Regions from separate parts of the Homo sapiens genome. Here region 2 is linked to region 1. A link is an interaction called in ENCODE POLR2A ChIA-PET data of the cell type or tissue named here. Cell type or tissue: PC-3. All regions are shown on one strand. Each heading gives the region's core, and the rest is flanking DNA. Links, peaks and the distances in the headings are about the cores only.

Evidence for each region. ChIA-PET counts read pairs that join two places held together with the same protein. Peaks named below come from ENCODE experiments on the same cell type or tissue, not always from the same donor. Only the 100,000 strongest peaks of a DNase experiment are listed, where the experiment ranks them.
Region 2: POLR2A ChIA-PET joins it to region 1 with 10 read pairs; 3 of 35 experiments call an interaction of 5 or more read pairs at or near these places.

What each region holds. Positions count from the first base shown.
Region 1 is chr1:26,082,790-26,091,101 of GRCh38, forward strand. No RefSeq gene overlaps it. Among named protein-coding and RNA genes, the nearest start is that of TRIM63, 19 kb to the left of the region's middle. In PC-3, for the core only: no CTCF peak of the experiment used is centred there; no DNase peak of the experiment used is centred there.
Region 2 is chr1:26,374,372-26,382,683 of GRCh38, forward strand. It overlaps a transcript of ZNF683 not described here. Among named protein-coding and RNA genes, the nearest start is that of ZNF683, 5.8 kb to the left of the region's middle. RefSeq lists a cis regulatory region at 3,667-4,560 and an enhancer at 3,883-4,092. In PC-3, for the core only: no CTCF peak of the experiment used is centred there; a DNase peak (open chromatin) is centred at 3,820; H3K27ac peaks cover 1,390 bases.

The DNA.
Region 1 (8,312 bases), core at 2,223-7,222:
TCACTGCAGCCTCAACCTCCCGGGCTCAAGTGATCCTCCTGCCTCAGCCTCTGAGTAGCTGGGACTACAGGCATGTGCCACCACACCCGGGTAATTCTTTTTATTTTTTTTTGTAGAGACAGGGTCTCTCTATGTAACCAGGCTGGTCTCGAACTCTTGCCCTCAAGCAATCCTCCTACCTTGTCCTCCCAGTCTTAGCAAATGTTATTATGATTAATTTAATTATCTGACCAATGAGAGAGTTTACTCCCTCAGAGCAGTGGGGTTAGGGAAAGTTTTTAACCTTCCTAGATCAATCCAGGATGTCTTCCTGAAAGAAGCAGCATTTCTGTCCCATTTTAACCTGAGACCATGAATTCCCTAGGTATATAAGGTTGTGATGGGGTAAGCATGGGGAGTATTTGGTAGAAGAGGGCACACCTTGGATAGGGAGAATTGCCTCAGTCTGGGTGTGGGGGGTCAGGCCAGGTCTAAACACAGGCAGGACTCCAGATCTCGTTCTCGGAGAATGTCCCAACATCCTGCTTGGGCACCTTGGATGATAAACAGGTTGTCACCCTCCAAACCCCAGGTGAACCTGATAAATCCTGGCAAAGCTGAGGCGAGGAGAAGAGGCCCATCTATAAATACTCAGTGACTCAGGCTCAGTGTCGTGTTGAAAGAGCTGCTTGTGTTTATGGCTCGGTTGCTCTGGGGAGGCAGTCCAGCTCTAGGAGGAAGGTCCAAGCTGCCCTGAAGTCTCAGACCTCCCAGTTTTCTCTGCTGGGGCAGGTTTGGGACCTGGGGCCAGACCCACCATACCCTGGCTTAGTGTCCAGTCCATTATGGGACTCTGAACAAACCTCTCACTTTTCTGAGCTTCTAGCCATGCAGGAAATGAAACATGTTGACTCTCCCTACTTTGGCCAGATAGGCTGTGAGGCAGGATGGTCTAGTGATCAGGCACTCAGGTTTTTGGTGCCAGATAAATGTAGGTTCAAGTCCCAGTTTCATCCTTTAACTAGCTATGTGACTTTAAGCCAGTCAATTCATTTTTCTGAGCCTCAGTTTCCTGAACTATAAAATGGAGACGATAATGGAACTTTTTTCATAGAGTTGTCATGAGGATGAAAGAAGACAAAATACATAAAGCACTTAGCAAAGTAACTGACAGGTAATAAACACTCAGTTAATGATAGCATTATGATTGCAAATTAAGCTAACTGTTTAAAATACTTTGAAAAGGGATATTGGAGATCTTGGTTCCCCCAGAGAGATATTTTGAGAGTCAATGATTACCCAAGAACTTCAACTACCTCTCTGCTTCCTAAGTAGAACGAGCCAAGCTATGAGGAAAACAAGACAGTTCCCCAAGATTGGTAGGGAAAGGGCAAGGCACTGTCACTCATCAAATACCTACTGTGTGCCAGCTGTTGTCACCTCCAACATCATCTCACTTACTCTTCAGCCACCAGCAAGGCACAACTTCCCTACACAGACCAATAAACCCAGACCCTGTGAAATGAACTGAATGGCAGAGCTGGGATTTGAGCCCAGGTCTGAGTACTTTCAAAGTGCTTGCGTGTGATCCTATCACACTATGGTACTTGGCTGCCTCCCTGGTCTAGGAAGGTGGCCAAGGAAGAGACAGAAGTGAGAGAATGAGGAAGGGAGATTCAAGGTGCTCAGCAACAGTCAAGGGAGAGTGTAGAGATTTAGAAGGAGATGGGAGGTGGAGAGCTGTTTGGGAAGAACACATGACTTTGAGGTGACTGTTCTATGGGTCAACCAGCAGGCAGATGGAAAAGTACAGCTGAACTCAGAAGAAAGATCAGACTGGAGGCTGGGCGCAGTGGCTCGCATCTGTAATCTCGGCACATTGGGAGGCTGAGGCGGGAGGATCATTTGAGTTCAGGAGTTTGAGACCAACCTGGGCAACATGGCGAAACCTCGTCTCTACAAAAAATGCAAAAATTAGCCGGGCATGGTGGTGCACACCTATGGTCCCAGCTACTTTGCAGGGGCAGAGGTGAGAGCATTGGTTGAGCCCAGGAAGCGGGGATTGCAGTGACCTGAGATCACACTGCTGCACTCCAGCCTGGGCAACAGAGTGAGACCCAGTCTCCAAAAGAAAGAGAGAGAGAAAAAGAAAAAAGCTGGGATGGGGTTGTGAGGAAAGAATCCTTTGCTCAAGGCTGTCTGAAATGACTTCTAAACTTACAACCCCTCAAGACCCTCTTCTGCATGGCTTTGAATGCCGTCTCTGCAGCATCCTACCTCCTGGCCTTTGCACATGCTGTGTGATCTGCCTAGAATAGTCATTTCCTCCTCAGCTGAGATGTCACCTCTTCAAAGAAGCCTTCTTTAACCACTCTATTTAGATAGGCCCCGTCCCATTACTCCTGGATTGAGCACCTGCTTGGTGCTTGGTTCTTTCTCAATATTTATCACAATCTATATTTTACCCAATTTCTTTGTCAGTTGTTTGTCCCCACCCTCCGCCCAAGACAGTATCTGCTCCATGAATGCAGGGATTGGATGAGCTTGTTCACTGCTATCTACAGCTCCTGGAATAGCGCCTGGCATACAATGCAGCTTAGCGTGTTTATGGAATGAATGAATGATCCAGTCCCAGCTGTCTCCTAAAATCCTGTCTCCAACTGTCTGATCCGTTGGAATTGATTTCCCACTATTTCTCCATTGCACCCTCCCCGTTCTCCCCTTCTATGGTCCCCTACTTGGAATACCCTCTCTCCTCTGCCCATTCAAGCCCTGCCCAAGGCTGAGCTCCCCTGGGAAGCCCACTCACCCCCAGATCAAGTGAAATGAATAATCTATACAACTGTACATGGTGGCCCTACTCCAAGCACCACTACTTACCTTGAGTAAGTCATATCAACTCTCTGGAACCTATTTTCCCCAGTTAATTCTATCCTCGGTATTGCATCCAAAGGAAATCATTCAAAACCAGAGAAAAGCCAGAAATGGCCAAAGATATACCCTGAAGTATTATTTAAAATAGAAAAAAGCTTTTGAAACAACAAAAATGTTAAATGTTAATAATAATAAAAAGCTACTGTGTAATGAGTGCTTAAATGGATCTGGCAGTGAGCAGCTGTGGTTCAGAGCTGTGGTTACGCACACAGGCTCTGGACCCACAGCCCCACCACTTACTGTATGATCTTTTAGTTTGTTTGTTTGTTTGTTTGAAATGGAGTCTCACTCTGTTGCCCAGGCCGGAGTGCAATGGCGCAATCTCAGCTCACTGCAACCTTTGCCTCCCAGGTTCAAATGATTCTCCTGCCTCAGCCTCCCAGGTAGCTGGGATTATTTATAAGCATATGCCACCACACCCGGCTAATTTTGTATTTTTAGTAGAGACAGGGTTTCACCATGTTGGCCAGGCTGGTCTTGAACCTCTGACTTCAGGTGATCCACCTGCTTCGGCCTCCCAAAGTGCTGGGATTATAGGCGTGAGCCACCACGCTCGGCCGATCTTTTTTGTTTTCCTTGCTCTGTCACCCAGGCTGGAGTGAAATGGCACGATCTCAACTCATGCAAACCTCTGCCTCCTGGGCTCAAGCAATCCTCCCACCTTAGCCTTCTGGGTAGTCGAGAGTACAGGCATGAGCCACTGCACCTGGCTGTACTGTATCTTGAGCCAATGATTTAACTTCTTTGAGATTCAGTTTCCTCATCTATAAAATGGGAATGATAAAGTTTCCTTCCTCGTAGAGCTTTTGTTGTTGTTGTTGTTAAGTAAACCTTTTACTGACTGTAATCCAAATACCAAATTGTACATGATTAAATGTGTAGCTGAATAAATTTTCACAAAATAAGCATTGTTGTGTAATCAACAAAAAAAGATGATTTTGACGATTACATGAGACATGTGGGAAATACTTAGAGCAGTGCCCGGCACAGAGAACATGCTGGGATGGGTTGCTCCTGTTTCATGGGCATTGTGCTAAGTACTCTCTTTACATGCATTATTTTTATTTAATTTTGTTTTCCTTTTATTTACCTCACAATAACCCTTTGAGGTAGGCACTAATATTACCCTCATTTCAAATAAGGAAACTGAGATTCAGAGAAGTTAAATATACTGCCCAACATCACAAAGTTAGTAAATGACAGAGGTGAGAGAGGAACCCACGTCTTTTGCCAAAACCTCCTTCCAAAACTCCTTGATATAATGACTCCCCAAGACATCTATTGCAGCATCAGCTAATAAGCTATTTTTAAAAAGGATATTCAATGACCAACTAGGTAAACTGTGGTCTGCTGAATTCTCTTTTTTTTTTTTTTTTTTTTTTTTTGAGACAGAGTCTCACTCTGTCACCCTGGCTGGAATGCAATGGCTCGATCTTGGCTCACTGCAGCCTCCGCCTCCCGGGTTCAAGCAATTCTCCTGCCTCAGCCTCCCAAGTAGCTGGGATTACAGGTGCCCACCACTACACCTGGCTAATTTTTGTATCTTTAGTAGAGATGGGGTTTCACCATGTTGGCCAGGCTGGTCTCGAACTCCTGACCTCAGGTGATCCACCCACCTCGGCCTCCCAAAGTGCTGGGATTACAGGCGTGAGCCACTTTGAGCCCGGCTGGTCTGCTGAATTCTCAAGTTGATAAAATAATTATCTGTTGAGCACCTACTACATGCCAGGCACAGTTCTAGGCACTGGAGATACAGAGAAAGCAAGAGAGAAAAGCTCCCTTTTCTCCCCAGGGAGCTTATATTTTGGCAGGAGAAGACAGATTTTTAAAAACAAAGATAATTTCTGATGTAATAAATGCTATCAAGAAAATAAACCAGGCCAGGCACGATGGCTCATGCCTGTAATCCTAGCACTTTGGGAGGCCAAGGTTGGCAGATTGCCTGAGCTCAGGAGTTCGCGACCAGCCTGGGCAACATGGCAAAACCCTGTCTCTACTAAATATACAAAAAATTAGCTGGGCGTGGTGGTGCATGCCTGTAGTCCCAGCTACTTAGGAGGCTGATTCAGGAGAATCCCTTGACCCCGGGGGGCGGAGGTTGCAGTGAGCCGAGATCACACCACTGCACTCCAACCTGTGTGACAGAGTTAAACTCTGTCCCCAAAATAAAAAGAAAAGAAACCAGAATCGACTGGGAGCAATGGCTCATGCCTGCAATCCCAGCACTGTAGGAGGCCGAGGTGGGAGGATCACTTGGGCCCAGGAGTTAGAGACCAGCCTGGACAACATAGAGACATCCTGTCTCTACAAAAAATTTAAAATTTAGCTGGGCATGGTGGCACACGCTTGTAGTCCCAGCTACTTGGAAGGCTGAGGGAGAAGGAGTTCAGGAGTTCGAGGCTGAAGTGAGCTATGATGGTTCCACAGCACTCCAGCCTGTGCAACATAGCTAGACCCTGTCTCTATAAAAAATAACAATAATAAAGTATTCTAAGAAAGAAAGAAAGAAAGACAGAAAGAAAGAAAGAAAGTTAGTTGGTTGGGTGTGGTGGCTCATACCTATAATCCCAGCAGTTTGAGAGGCTGAGATGGGGGTATCGCTTGAGTCCAAAAATTTAAGACCAGCCTGGGCAACACAGCAAGGCCCGATCTCTACCAAAAAAAAAAAACCCAAATATATATATATAAAATATGTATGTGTATATAATATATATGTGTGTGTATATGTAAATATAAATATATAAAGTAGAGTAATAGGATGGAGAGAGACTTTCATTCAGGGAGACTGCCTTGGATGCTTTAGATATGATGTTCAAGGAAGGCCCCCTGAGGAGGCGACAGTCGATCTGAGACTTGGATGTTGTGGAAGAGCTGACTGAGTGACAACCTTGGGGAAGGACACTCCAGAGAGAGCCCCAAGGGTTATGCAGCCATTCTAATATATTGTATTGAGACCTGGAAAAAAGTAAAACAAGGCCGGGTGCGGTGTCTCACGCCAGTAACTCCAGCACTTTGGGAGGCCGAGGCGGGCGGATCACCTGAGGTCGGGAGTTAGAGACCAGCCTGAACAACATGGAGAAACCCCGTCTCTACTAAAAATACAAAATTAGCCAGGTGTGGTGGCGGATGCCTGTAATCCCAGCTACTCGGGAGGCTGAGACAGGAGAATCGCTTGAATGTGGGAGGTAGAGGTTGCAGTGAGCCGACATGCGCCATTGCACTCCAGCCTGGGCAACAAGAGCAAAACTCCATCTCAAAAAAAAAAAAAAAGTAAAACAAAAAAGCATAAGATACACTAAGATGACAACTATTACAATACGTGGGCTCACCTGGTCCCAACCTTTGCCAGATAGATAACATCCTGAGAAAAGTGAAACAGTCAGTTATTGAGGTGCTGTGATTATGGGTGTTTTGGTTTTCTTGTCCTTTTCCAAAAAAATCTGCTGTTGTTACATTTTTCTTTTTGCAACTTTTTTAAAGTACAGAAGAAAGAAGAAATATTCCAGGAGTCTCATACAAACCAAATAAGAGTTCTCTGATTACTACGAAGGCTATGCGTGTGAGAAGAATGTATTATCTTAGTGAACATGCTGTGCAATCTCAAGTGAGTCACACTCCCTCTCTGGGCCACAATCCTGAACATGCAGGATGTCACATCACCTGCTATACCTGCCAAATGTGGGGTTCTCCACAGGCAAGAGCACTGGCAAAGTCAAGCCTTTCTGCTGTTCATACGATACATACTTTTAAGAACACCTATTTTTTAATTTTTAATTTTTTTTTTTGAGATGGAGTCTCACTCTGATGCCCAGGCTGGAGTGCAGTGGTGCAATCTTGGCTCACTGCAACCTCCACCTCCCAGGTTCAAGAGATTCACGTGCCTCAGCCTCCCAAGTAGCTGGAATGACAGGCACACACCACCACACACGGCTAATTTTTATATTTTTAGTAGAGACAGGCGTCTCACCATGTTGCTGGTCTCTAACTCCTGACCTCAAGTGATCCACCCACCTCAGCCTCGCAAAGTGCTGGGATTACAGGTGTGAGCCACTACGCCTGGTCAGAACACTTACTTTTTGGTAACAGAGGAAAAGAAACACTGAGCCATTAATAAAAATCAGTCAGGATAATGACAAGCCAAGTCAACAGACTGGGAGAAAATATTTGCAAAAGACACATCTAATAAAGGACTATTATTCAACATATACAAAGAACCCTTAAAACTCAACAATAAGAAAACAAATGGGCCGGGCACAGTGGCTCAAGCCTGTAATCCCAGCACTTTAGGAGGCTAAGGTGGGTGGATCACGAGGTCAGGGGATTGAGACCATCCTGGCTAACACGGTGAAACCCCGTCTCTACTAAAAATACAAAAAATTAGCTGCGCGTGGTGGCGGGCGCATGTAGTCCCAGCTACTCGGGAGGCTGAGGCAGGAGAATGGCATGAACCTGGAAGGTGGAGCTTGCAGTGAGCCGAGATGGCGCCACTGCACTCTAGCTTGGGCGACAGAACGAGACTCCGTCTCAAAAAAAAAAAAAAAGAAAAGAAAAAGAAAACAAATGACTCAATTAAAACATGGACAAGGCTGGGCTTGCTGGCTCATGCCTGTAATCCCAGCACTTTGGGAGGCCGAGGTGGACTGATCACAAGGTCAGGAGTTCGAGACCAGCCTGGCCAACATGGTAAAACTCCGTTTCTACTAAAAATACAAAAATTAGTTGGGTGTGGTGGTGGGCGCCTGTAACCCAGCTACTCAGGAGGCTGAGACAGGAGAATCATTTGAATCTGGGAGGTGGAGTTTGCAGTGATCCGAGATGGCACCATTGCACTCCAGCCTGGGCAACAGAAAAAGACTCCGTCTCAAACAAAACAAAACAAAACAAAACAAGAGAAAAAAAAAAACATGGACAAAAGATCTGGACAGACACTTCACCAAAGAAGATAAACGAATGGCAAATAAACACATGAAAATATGCTCAACATCATGTGTCATTAGGGAATTGCAAATTAACACAACAACGAAACGCCACTACTAGAATGAAATACCAACTAGATTAGCCAAAATCCAGAACACTGACACCACCAAATGCTGACAAGGCTGTGGAACAACAGTAACTCTCATTCATTGCTGGTGGGAATGCAAAATGGTACAGCCACTTGGAAGACAGTTTGACAGTTTCTTACAAAACTAAACACACTCTTACCATACTAGCCAGTGATCACACTGCTTGGTATTTACTCAAAAGAGCTGAAAACTTATGTTCACACAAAAACTTACACAGGAATGTTTATAGCAGCTTTATTCATAATTGCCAAAACTTGGAAGCAACCAAGGTGTTCTTCAGCAGGTGAATGGATAAATAAACTGTGGTACATCCAGACAGTGGAATAGTACTCT
Region 2 (8,312 bases), core at 1,736-6,735, 290 kb after region 1:
ATAAAAAAGGAAATGGCCTTGGAGATTTCCAGGTCTCCAATCCTGAAAGCTCCCTGGCTTGGCTAGGAAATGCCCCAGGAGGTGGGCTGAGGACAGACTCCCTCAGGTTCCCACGTGGAGAAGCCTCTGCCTGCCAAGCCCTTCCTTGCTGTCATCTCCCAGATCATCTGTCTTGTGTCATCCATGCCCTGTGATGTCACAGGCCTAAATGTGATGTCACTTTGTCCCACATGCCCTGGGGAGGTAGCACAGAGGGAGGACCATGGTCTTCTAACTGAGGAACCTGAGCAGATGCCTTGACCCAGACCAGAGACCCAAGCCAAGGAAAGCCCATGATCACCAGAGTGGGTTTGGGAAGTGCGGACAGAGGGGGAGTAGGGAGCTGACTCCAGGTGCAAGGGGCACATTCGGGAGGCCTCTGAAGAGGAGGTGCCTCCACATTAGGGGACAAGAGCTGGAGGGGCTGGGTCCTTGGGCTCCCGGTGCTCACTGCACACTTTCTTCTTCCTTTCGTTAGTTGCAAAATAATACATACTAGTGGTAAACATTTCAAACAACAGAAAATGTAAAAACGAAAAATGGAAGCTCCTCCTCCTTCGCAATTTCCCAGTGGTCAATGTGAATTGTTTAGTGTTTACCCTTCCAGACATTTTTCTATGAACCAACAAACAGGTAAATTGATTTTTTTAATTGCTTTTTTTTTTCCTAAGGAATGAAGTGACTTATTGAAAATGAAAGTACACTCTGCAGTGTGGGAGCAGGCCTGAGCATAGGGGCTCAAAGGCCCCATTACAGAGTTTTTGAGAGTTTAAATACCTTCTGCTTGTGGTACGCCCTATGTAAATGAAGAGAATGAAGTAAAGTTACAATGTCATGTACTCAGGGAGAAGCTATTTCCTGTCAGAGCTGAAGTGTGAATTGGCCTTATGTTTCCTGCCTCCAGCCCCTATTTTCCTGCCTCATCTCCCCGCTAAGAGATGTGATTGTGGTCCCCGTAAATCTTCACGGGAGGCAGAGGGACCGATGGTCTTTTTCCTGGGACTGCTTCATGCTGGCATGGGGCGTAGTCCCTACTTATTGGGGATCATGGAACCCTCACCTTGTTCTGTCTAGTGGAGGCAGGGTAGCTTCTTGATGGCCAGGGGTGGTGTCTTCACCTGGACTGGCTGGAGCCTTTGTTGCATGATCATCTGAAGCTTGATGGCCTCCTTTTGCTGGTATGCCAGGTTTCTGGGCTCTCTTTCCCTGAGCGGCCCTTCCTCCGGGCTGGCTGGCCAAAATATGTCACTGGTGGGGGGTGTCCAGGTTCTTGGCATCTTGAACAAAGAATTGGACAAAAAGCAGAAACAAAGCAACGAAGAAATGAAGGGATTTATTGAAAATAAAGTACACTCCACAGTGTTGGAGTGGGCCTGAGCATAGGGGCTGAAAGGCTAAATTGTGTTTTATACAAACATGGGAATATATTGATGCACATTGCTCTTCCGGGTTTTCTTTTCTTTTCTTTTCTTTTTTTTTTTTTTTGAGACAGAATCTGACTCTGCCTCCCAGGTTGGAGTACAGTGGTGTGATCTTGGCTCACTAGCAACCTCTGCCTCCTGGGTTCAAGCAATTCTCCTGTTCAAGCTGGGACTACAGGCATGCGCCACCAAGCCCAGTTAATTTTTTTGTATTTTTAGTAGAGACGGGGTTTCACCACATTGGCCAGGCTGGTCTCAAACTCCTGACCTCAAGTGATCCACCCACCTTGGCCTCCCAAAGTGCTGGATTACACTTTGGGAGCCACCATGCCCAGTCTCTTCTGGGTTTTCTAATAATCCATTGTGGGCATCATTTCATGCCCTGAACATACCTATCTGCCTCCTGCTTTTTCCTGACTATATAATGTTCCATTGCAGGGTTGTGCTTAATATGTAGCCTTCCCCTGTTGGTGGACATACGGGTGGGATCCAATTTTCCCCTTTCTACACAAGGCTGGAAAAGACCTCCAGACAGAGTCAGTATGCGGAATGGTTAAGAATACGAGCTCTGCTGGATTTAATCCCAACTGGGTAAACTTATGGCAAATCACTTAACCTCTCTGTGCATCTTTCCTCATCTGTCAAATGGAGATAATAATAGCACTTGCCTCATAGAATTATTTCCAGGTTTCCTCAAGATAATCCATGTAAAGCCCTTAGGATGGTGCCTGGCCCAAAGCAAGCACTTGACCAATGTGGATGACTATATTGTACATTACCCTTTACCTAGTTAGGCAAGCATCTGCAAGTCAGCTTCTTAAAAGTGTTAAAATTTTGATGGTTATTCCTGACCCATTTTGGAAGATCGAAATTTGGGCAGCACAATTGGAGAGATTAACTACATTTAGTTTTCTTGCTTTATTTATTGACCCTTCCCTGGTTGGGGATCATTGCTCTCATTCAATGCAGTCTTCTCCTACCCCATCCACACACCACAATAATAATAGCTCTTGGCATGGGAGCCCTCATTATATGCCAGGAACCATGCAAAGCCATTCCACACGCTTTGTCTCACTGGATCAGCAGAGTGACTCTGGGAGATGAATGCCATTATTCCCATTTTAGAGGCAAGAAAACTGACACTCAGATAAGGAAAATGACTCACTTAAGATCAGATGACCTGGCTGGGCGTGGCTCATGCCTGTAATCCCAGCACTTTGGGAGGCCGAGGCGGGTGGATCACCTGAGGTCAGGAGTTCAAGACCAGCCTGGCCAACATGGTGAAACTTTGTCTCTACTAAAAATACGAAAATTAGCCGGGCATGGTGGTGGGTGCCTGTAATCCCAGCTACTTGAGAGGTTGAGGCAGGAGAATCGCTTGAACCTAGGAGGCGGAGGTTGCAGTGAGCTGAGATCGTGCCATTGCACTCCAGCCTGGGAGACAAGAGCAAAACTCAGTCTCAAAAAAAAAAAACCAAAAAACACCACATGACCCCAAAGTGGAAAGCATAGAAACAGAGAGTAGAAAGGTCTTTACCAGGGGCAGGGGCCTGGGGTGTAAGGGAAATGGGAGATGAAGGTCAAAGGGTACAAAGTTGCAGTTACTTAGAATGAATAAGTCTAGAGCTGTAACATACAGCATGAGGATTATAGTTAGTAATATTATATAGTAGACATTTGCTAAAAGTAATTTTAGGTACTTTTACCGCACACACACACAAAAGGTAACTGTGAGGTGATGGATGTGTTAAATTGCTTGACTGTAGTAATCACTTTACTGAGCATATGTGTATCAAAACATCATGTTGTAGATCTTAAATATATACAATTTTAAAAGAAACACATGACCCAAGTTGAGGTTGTAAGTCCCAGAGGTGAGGGAGAGCTTAGGGAAGACTTTCCAGGCATTTGAAGAAGTAAAAAGTGCCACAAATATGTTTGGTAGAAGGGGCTCCCAGAAAAATTAAGACAAACAGAGGCCATCTTGAAACGAGCTGCAGAATTAGCATCTGGTACCCTGCAAGAACGTCATTCATTCACATATTTATTTGCCTTTTCTTTCTTCCTTCCTTTCTTTCTTTCTTTCTTTCTTTCTTTCTTTCTTTCTTTCTTTCTTTCTTTCTTTCTTTCTTGTTGTATTTTGGTAGAGACAGGGTCTGGCTGTGCTGACCAGGCTAGTCTCAAACTCCTGCCCTCAAACAGCCTCCCAAAGTAATTCACATATTTATTAATTACCAGCTATGTGTCAGGCATTGGACTATTTTCTGGGAATACAGCCCATAGAAATATGACTCAGACCTTGGAATTACATTCCGGCTATCAAGAAGCTTGCTGGATGTTGTGAAATGGAAAGTAATGTACATCTGAGCTTATTATTAGGAGGGTAGGGGCTGGAGGAGCAAAGTAGAACTGGGGGTGGGGTTGGCTGACTCATGCACCAAGAAAGGGAGACAACGGAACCACAGCCAGAAGCCCCACTTCCTCCCTGAAAACCTTAAAAACTTCTTCAACCCATATCCATTGCCACCTCCAACCTTGAGGCCAGCCAGCTGACTTCCCAGTCAGCTCAGCACATGGGTCCAGGACCTCTGTCACATGGACACTTTTGAGAGGCACCAGGTAAGGACCCCAGGTCAGGAAGGGATCTGGGACGTCACTGGCTTAGAGGTTAAGCAGCTGTAGGGTGTGCCTCCACAGGCAGAGCTGAGGGTGGGGCTGACAGTGCTCTTGCCTGGCTCTGCTCTGTGGTTGACACCTCCCTCCCTCTGCCTGACACCCACATGCTTATCTCCCCAGACAGCCCAGCTGTCAGTCTGTCAGATGCATTTGAGTTGGCCCTTGGCTTCACACCCCAAGGTGGGGAAGAGATCTTGAGTTAAGGCGTGCCTGCTCTTACATTTGCAGAAGGGGCCTACAGACACTCTTGCGTCTTCCCCTGCACCCATCTGTGACCTTCCAATCCTTCTGTGGGTAAAATTGCAGATGCATCTTCAAATGATATCCAAGGTCATGCCACTTATCCTCAACCATTCCAAGAGAATAGGAGACAAGAGGTCACCTTGCTTGGATTCAAATCCAGCAGAGCTAATGTAATCTGAGCCACTGTGCAAAACTGCCCACCATGTACATGTATGTCCTTTCCAGCCTGGTGTGGAACGGGGCAAAATTAAAGTCCACCTATATGTCTACCATTAGAGGAAAGCTACATATTATGTACATCCATGCATCAGAATACTATGCAGCCAGGAAAAAGCAGGAGGTAAATTTACTCAATGCCTCCTACATGCCAAATCTCTTTATGATCATCTTATTTAATCGTCCTCAAAATTCTCCAAGTTGGCCAGGCATGGCGGCTCACACCTGTAGTCCAAACAATTTGAGAGGCCAAGGTGGGAGGATAGCTTGAGCCCAGGAGTTTGAGACCAGCCCGGGCAACATAGCAAGACCCCCTTCCCTACAAAAAATAACTAGGCATGATGGCATGGGCCTGTAGTTCCAGCTACCTGGGAGGCTGAGGCAGGAGAATTGCTTGAGCCCTGGAGGTCAAGGCTGTAGTGAGCCATGATTGTGCCTGCCACTGCACTCCAGCCTGGGCAACAGAGTGAAACTTTATCTCAAAAAAAAAAAAAAAAAAAAAAAAAAACTCTCCAAGGTAGGAATTTTTAATGTCTCCATTTTATGGATGAGCAGACAAGACTCAGCAAGGGTATACCAGGTAGTATCAACTCAAATGCCTACAGTGGCCATGTAGTTAACATAAAGTGATCCAAGAATAAGTATGATAAAATTGTTTCCTGACACTCAGTCTTGGTTTCAAGCTTCCAACAGGGAAGGGTTGGGACTGAGGCAAACCAGAGAGCATGGTCCATTCTTAAAGATCAGCCACTACTCAGAATAATCAGGGGCCAGTGTTGCCAGTCTTCCAACTTTTCCAGAGAATCTGAAAATCAGGAGTTGTACATGAAATCTCCATATTTTTTAAAAGAATGGCTCCAATGTCTTTTTTTTTTTTTTTTTTTTTTTTTGAGACAGAGTCTTGCTCTGTCACCCAGGCTGGAGTGCAGTGGCATGATCTCCCTATTGGAGATCATGGAACTCTCACCCTGTACTGTCTAGTGGAGACAGGGTAGCTTCTTGATGGCCAGGGGTGGTGTCTTCACCTGGAACTGGCTGGAGCCTTTGTTGCATGATCATCGGAAGCTTGATGGTCTCCGCCTCCCGGGTTCAAGAGATTCTTCTGCCTCAGCCTCCCCAGTAGCTGGGAAGACAGGCACGTGCCACCACGCCCGGCCAATTTTTCTATTTTTAGTAGAGACGGGGTTTTGCCATGTTGGCCAGGCTGGTCTCAAACTCCTGACCTCAGGTGATCCACCCGCCTCGGCTTCCCAAAGTGCTGGGATTACAGGCGTGAGCCACTGCGCCTGGCTCTCCAATGTCTTAAAGTAATGTGTATGCCAATCAGAATAGGTCTGTGTGTCAGATTCAGCAGCCTCTGCCCAAGGTCCCAGAGCCTAAGACCTTTCCACATTTCTAGCTGTCTCCAAAGCCATGGCCTTGACTGTTTTCACTAAACACTTAAATAATGTCAAATCTTCACAAACTCTTCCAAAAAACAGAAGAGGAGAGAACATTTCCCAACTCATCCTATGAGACCAATATTACCCTGATATCAAAAAACAATGACAGGCTTGCTGCAGTGGATCATACCTGTAATCCCAGCACTTTGGGAGGCCGAGGCAGGAAGATTGCTTGAGCCCAGGAGTTCAAGACCAGCCTGGGCAACACGGTGAAACCCATCTCTACAAAAAAAATTTAAAAATTAAAAAAAAAAACAAAGATCATAAGAAAACTACAGACTAATATCTCTTGTGAGCACAAATACAAAAATCCACAACAAAATAGAAGCAAGCAGAACTCAACAACATATAAAAAGGGTTATACATCATGAGTGAGTGAGTTTTATCCCAGAAATGGTTTAACATGCAAAAATCAATTACTATAATATACTATGGCAGTGGAATAAAGGACATGATCATCTCAATAGGTGCAGGAAAACGATTTGACGAAATCCACCACTCCTTTTTGGGATAAAATACACTCACCAGGCCAGGTGCAGTGGCTCACGCCTGTAATCCCAGGACTTTGGGAGGTCAAGGTCGGTAGATCACCTGAGGTCGGGAGTTCAAGACCTGCCTGACCAACATGGAGAAACCCTGTCACTACTAAAAATACAAAATTAGCTGGGCATGGTGGTGCATGCCTGTAATCCCAGCTACTTGGGAGGCTGAGGCAGGAAAATCGTTTGAACCCGGGAGGAGGAGGTTGCGGGGTGAGCTGAGATCGTGCCATTGCACTCCAGCCAGGATAACGAGAGTGAAACTCTATTTCAAAAAAAAAAAAAAAGACGACTCACCAAACTGGGAATAGGGAACTTCCTCACCCTGATAAAAGGCTTCTACAAAAAGCACACAGCTAAGATTGAATTTAGGATGAGAGGTGAGTTGTTTTCCTCTTCAGATCAGGAATGAGACCATATCCACCCTTACCACTTCTATTCAACACTGTCCTAAAGGTTCTAGCCACGGCTACTAGGCAAAAAAAAAAAAAAAAAGAAAGAAAAAAAAAAAAGAAAAAAAAAGGCACCCAGATTAGAAATTAAGAGGTAAAACTGTTTGTATATACAGAGGACATAATCTTGTACATAGAAAATCCTGAGGAGGCCCGGCTCGGTGGCTCATGCCTGTAATCCCAGCACTTTGGGAGGCTGAGGCAGGTGGATCACCTGAGGTCAGGAGTTCAAGACCAGCCTGGCCAACATGGCAATAAAAATACAAATATTTACCGGGCACGGTGGCGGGTGACTGTAATCCCAACTACTTGGGAGGCTGAGGCAGAAGAATTACTTGAACCCAGGAGGCAGAGGTTGCAGTGAGCCGAGATCACGCCATTACACTCCAGCCTGAGCAACAAGAGTGAAACTCCATCTCAAAAAAACATAAAGAAAGAAAGAAAATCCTGAGGAATCCACAGAAACCTATTGAAACTAATGCAAGGTTGCAGGATACAAAACCAACAAATGGTGCTAAGAAAACAGAATACCTACATACAAAAAGAGTTGTATCCCTGGCTGGGTGCAGTGTGGCTCATGCCTATAATTCCAGCACTTTGGGAGGCTGAGGCAGAAGGTTCGCTTGAGCTCAGGAGTTTGAGACCAGCCTGGATAACATGGCAAAACCTCTTCTCTACAAAAAAAAATACAAAAATTAGCCGGGCGTGGTGGTGTGCGTCTGTACTCCCAGCTATTTGGGAAGCTGAGATGGGAGGATCACTTGGGCCTGGGAGGTCAAGGCTGCAGTGAGCTGTGGTTGGGCCACTGCACTCTAGCCTGGGCAACAAAGCAAGACCCTATCACAAAAAAAAAAAAAAAAAAAAAAAAAAAAAAGTTGTGTCGGTTTCTCTTATCATATACAAAACTAAACTCAAAATGCATCGTATACCTAAATGTAAGAGCTAAAACTCCAAAACTCTTAGGAGAAAATATGGGAGCAAACCTTTCAGACCTTGGGTTAGACAAAGCTTTATTAGACACAACACAAAAAGCACAAGCAACAAAAAATAAAGTAGGAAAATTGGATTTCACCAAAATTAAAAGCCTTTGTGCTTCATAAGATTCAATCAAAGGAAGTGTAGGATAGCTGTATATATATTTTTTAAAATAAAAATAAAATAGGCTAGGCATGGTGGCTCACTGAGCGAGACTTTGTCTCAAAAAAAACCAAATAAATAAAATAAATAAATAAATAAAATAAAGGAAAATAAGCATTGTTGGTGGCCGGGTGCGGTGGCTCACCC